Regions from separate parts of the Homo sapiens genome. Here region 2 is linked to region 1. A link is an interaction called in ENCODE POLR2A ChIA-PET data of the cell type or tissue named here. Cell type or tissue: Panc1. All regions are shown on one strand.

Region 1 (2,500 bases):
TTTAAATGTTTAAATAATTTCAAGTTTAAAGAAAACTATGTATCATTTTCAGTGCCACAAAGGAAAACAATTTAATGTTAACATTCAATGTCAATAAGGACTCAGGAAAACAGGATGTTTCCCTCCGTGGCTGGGTGTGTAAATTGGAATAAACTTTCAGGAAGGCGATTTGAATACACCGTGACCTAGCATTCCACTTTGAAGACTTTATCCCAAGGAAAAACTCATGGATATTAAAAACAAACAAAACAACTTGGAGGCCGAGGTGGGTGGATCGCTTGAGGCCAGGAGTTCAAGACCAGCCTGCCCAAAATGGCAAAACCCTATCACTACTAAAAGTACAAAAGTTAGCCGGGTGTGGTGGCATGCACCTGTAGTCTCAGCTACTCGGGAGGCTGTGGCAGAAGACTTGCTTGAATCCGGGAAGCAGAGGTTGCAGTGAGCTGAAATCACACCATTGCACTCCAGCCTGAGCGACAGAGCAAGACTCCATCTCAAAAAAAAAAAAAGTTTAGCCACCAGGATTTCCTTGATGTTCTACAGTAGAGAGTTGTGTAAATAAAACATGAATCATCCTTATAATTGAACATTACACAGCTACTTTAAATGCTTAAATAAATATTTAATGACATGGAAATGCTCAAGAAATTTTGTTACATGAAAAAATTAGGTTGCAAAACAGTACGCGTATCAGTCAAGGCTCTTAAGAACTAGATCAGACTGACTAGGTTTGAGTTTCAGAGCTACCAGTTATAGTCATTGGACCTTGGACAAGTAACCTAACCTCCCTGTAACTGTTTTGTCTATAAAATGGGGATAACACCAGTCCGTAACTCATTAGAGTTTTGTAAAAGATTAAATGAGTTAATACACATAAAGTCCTTAGAAATTTGCCCGGCACATAGTAAGCACTACCTAAGAGTCAGTTATTGTTAATATCATTAGTATTTGTTACCTGTGTATGAAGTCAACTTTGAAGCTAATTTAAGAAACAAAGGTGGGAAGAGAACTATCCAGGCAAGAACCATACCCAAAGCCTTCTGCAGAGCTGGTCCATGAAGTCACCACTCCAGCTGCCAAGCACTGACCCCATGGCTTGCACTGCCAAGTCTTTGGGAGCTGGACCCTGCATATTGCCTCAGAACAGCTGTGTCTGCTGCCACTGGGAACCAGATGCAGCTGCTATTGCTGCTGTGGCCCTGGCCAGAGCGGATTCTGCATCATCCCTGATGCTCTGAGTCACCAGCCCCGAACCAAAGTCAACAGAGGATTCATCTGCTTGGCTGCACCAAGTCCCCAAAAGCAGCTAAAGAGGTTGAGAAAAAAACAGCATTGGGTGTTTTTATTCTATAGAAAAGGCAAATTTTGGCCGGACATAGTGGTTCATGCCTGAAATCCTAGCACATTGGGAGGCTGAGGCAGGCTTGAGCTCAGGAGTTCAAGACAGCCTGGGCAACATGGCGAAACTCTAAAATATACAAAAATTATATATTTTACAAAATACAAAAATTGGCTGGGCGCGGTGGCTCATGCCTGTAATCCCAGCACTTTGGGAGGCCAAAGTGGGCAGATCATGAGGTCAAGAGATTGAGACCATCCTGGCCAACATGGTGAAACCTCGTCTCTACTAAAAATACAAAAATTAGCAGGGTGTGGTGGGGCGTGCCTGTAATCCCAGCTACCCAGGAGGCTGAGGCAGGAGAATCGCTCGAACCCAGGAGACGGAGGTTGCAGTGAGCCAAGATCACGGGCCACTTCACTCCAGTGCAGATGACAGTGCGAGACTTGGTCTCAATAAATAAATAAATAAATAAATAAATAAATAAATATTAGCTGGGCGTGCTGATATACACATGTAGTCTCAAGCTACTCAGGAGGCTGAGGTGGGGAATTGCTTGAGCCTGGGAGGTTGAGGCTGCAGTGAACCATGATTGCACCATTGCACACCAGCCTGGGAAACAGAGTGAGACCCTCTCTTTAAAAAAAAAAAAAGAAAGAAAGAAAAGGTAGATTTTACTTTATAAGATGGGGGAGTCAACAAACTTAGAAAGCAAATTTATACATTAGGTAATTTAAAGAAGATAAAGGATCCTTTTTGGTTTTAAAAATACAGATACAACATGAATGTGTATTTTCACTCAAATAAAGAAAGGAGTAAAAGGATACACATCAAACTGTTCATGATTGATTCTGAATTGACCATTATGGCTGATTTGAGTGTTTCATCTTCTGTCTATAACTTTCCAAATCTTTTGTGACATAGAAAAAAACAAGACTGAGCAATATCAGATCTCTATTCTTGAAAGAATTGAGTCTTTCTTAGATATAGCTATGGAATAGAAAGTGGAAGACTAGGTTCAGATGGACATCATTATCTTAGAGCAGGACCTTGCTACTCCAAGTGTAGTCAATGGACCAGAAACATTAGCTTGATACAGAAACATATTAGAAATACAGAATCTCAGGCCCCGTCCCAAATCTAATGAAAGCAAAAAAGGAA
Region 2 (2,500 bases), 78 kb before region 1:
CACAATGCTAACATTCCAAATAGCTTTTTCAGGGGTAACGCTAGATTTTGGTTAAACTATACCCTCTCATTGACTTGTCTCTTTATTCTCAAATCCACCATCCTCACAAGTCCTTTTGGGTCAAATAACTTATAACCCCTTAAAGCTATCTCTTACAGACCCCATCAATTATTAGGTTGGTGCAAAAGTAACTGCAGTTCTTGCCATTACTTTTAAATGATTAGAAACTGCAATTACTTTTGCACCAACCTGACACCTTCTACTAATCCCCACTTACACATTTTTCTTTGATGTGAAGCATTTAGTTACTGGACATTTCTGGTGTGTGTTCTTCTAATGACCTACATTAACTGGATTTGTTATAGAGTGGAAACCTGGAGGTGGCAAGAACTAATTTTACTTGCTCATACGAGTAACTAACACAACCATCAGGAATGCTAAAGCGCTGCTTATGATAACAATTCTCTTAAAAGAGAGTAATCTATAGGCTGGGCGCAGTGGCTCATGCCTGTAATCCCAGCCCTTTGGGAGGCCGAGGCAGGTGGATCACGAGGTAAGGAGATCAAGACCATCCTGGCTAATACAGTGAAGCCCTGTCTCTACAAAAAATACAAAAAAAATTATCTGGTCGTGGTGGCGGGTGCCTGTAGTCCTAGCTACTCAGGAGGCTGAGGCAGGAGAATGGCGTGAACCCAGGAGGCAGAGCTTGCAGTGAGCCGAGATCGCGCCACTGCACCCAGCGTGTGCGACAGAGTGAGACTCCATCTCAAAAAAAAAAAAAAAAAAAAGAGAGTAATGTATCATAAACTTTCCTGTAGTGTGATCATTTTCTGGACTTACCATTAAGTTATAGCTCTCATCAGCATAAAACTGGATACATTTTAAGATACTCCTTGATTTCTAAAAGAGAAAACAGAATGGCATATTAAAAAACCAGGAAAAAAAGAAAAGGAAGCAGTCAAGAAGCAAAACTTCACTATTTCCATCAATGAAAATGTAATGATTAGTGAACTGCAGTAATAATAATGTCAAAATCAAATTGTTCTTATAAAAAAGAGTGCTGGGGCCAAGCACTATGGCTCATGCCTGTAATCCATGTTTTAGGAGCCTGAGGCAGGTGCATCACTTGAGCCCAGGAGTTCAAGGCTGCAGTGAGCTATGATCACACCACTGCACTCCAGCCTCAGCAAGAGAGCAAGACCCTGTCTCTAAAAAAATTAATATTTTTGTAAAAAAAAAAAAAAAAAAAAAGGAGTGCCCGTGAACTAGTTTTTTTACCTTCAGGTCAATGTAATATAATCTCTGTTCTGACATATCCCACTGAGCCCAAACGAAATCCTCAGCTATTCTGTCTCTTGGGAGATGGCCAGAATTTTTAATCACCTAAAAATGCAAAAAAAAAAAAAAAAAAAAAAGTATGAATAACTTTTAAAGGAGAACATATCTGGAATTCATAATTATTTTCCATGTCTATCTTTATGATACATGTAAATATTTCCACAGTTCACTGTTAGAAGCTCCCCACCCCTAGTATACACAGTCTTTCCAGAAATGTTTTAAGACATAATTTCATTGCCTCCTCTTCTTCCCACGTATAATATATGATTTTATTCCTGCTCTTAGTTTAGCAGACAGGCTGAGGCTGTTGAAGACAACACCACACCTCCCACAAATCAATAGCTGCATTAATAGAAGATTCGGAACTTACTGTTCTGTACCTAACTCTCTTAAGTCAAGCCTCTGCAGACAAGAGCCCTCCACTACCAAAGACAGAGGCTGTGATGCCAAGGAAAAACTCAGGCCTGACAGTGGAAAGTAGTAGGCAATGACCCCAATTTGGCCATAAACCAACCATGCAGCTTTGGGCATGCCTCTCACCTTTATGTCTTCCATGATGAGTATGATGATATTGCCCATCTCTCAGCAATACTTAACTACTCATTCTTCAAGACCTGACTTACACATTGTGTTCTACACAAAGCCTTCCCTCACATCCCCAAGATGTAGTATAATCCTCACCTGTTTTCCAATGGTGCATTGGCATGCTGCTTTGACAATTACATTTTAATTAATGCTATAAGCCTCCCCCAGTGAGTACGCACTCTTCTACAACACGTTTCTATTACCAATGCATTGACTGTTTCTAGCATGTAACAGTGCTCAAGGAATGTTTGTTTGGAAGGCGGAAAATGGGCTGGGCACAGTGGCTCATGCCTGTAATCCCAGCACTTTGGGAGGCCGAGGTAGGTGGATTACCTGAGGTCAGGAGTTCAAGACCAGCCTGGCTAACATGGTGAAACCCCATCTCTACTAAAAAAATACAAAAATTAGCCAGGCATGGTGGTGCATGCCTGTAATCCCAGCTAATCAGGAGGCTGAGGCAGGAGAATCGCTTGAATCCAACAGGCGGAGGTTACAGTGAGCCAAGATCCCACCACTGCACTCCAGCCTGGGTGACAGAGCAAGAGTCCATCTCAAAAAAAATAAAAATAAAAAACAA

Evidence for each region. ChIA-PET counts read pairs that join two places held together with the same protein. Peaks named below come from ENCODE experiments on the same cell type or tissue, not always from the same donor. Only the 100,000 strongest peaks of a DNase experiment are listed, where the experiment ranks them.
Region 2: POLR2A ChIA-PET joins it to region 1 with 9 read pairs; 5 of 35 experiments call an interaction of 5 or more read pairs at or near these places.

Annotation. Positions count from the first base shown.
Region 1 is chr7:77,454,345-77,456,844 of GRCh38, forward strand. No RefSeq gene overlaps it. Among named protein-coding and RNA genes, the nearest start is that of GSAP, 39 kb to the left of the region's middle. In Panc1, no CTCF peak of the experiment used is centred here; DNase peaks (open chromatin) are centred at 977 and 1,237.
Region 2 is chr7:77,376,008-77,378,507 of GRCh38, forward strand. GSAP (gamma-secretase activating protein) reads right to left here. Exons shown (of 31, transcript NM_017439.4): 9 at 1,279-1,383; 10 at 841-900. Among named protein-coding and RNA genes, the nearest start is that of GSAP, 39 kb to the right of the region's middle. In Panc1, no CTCF peak of the experiment used is centred here; no DNase peak of the experiment used is centred here.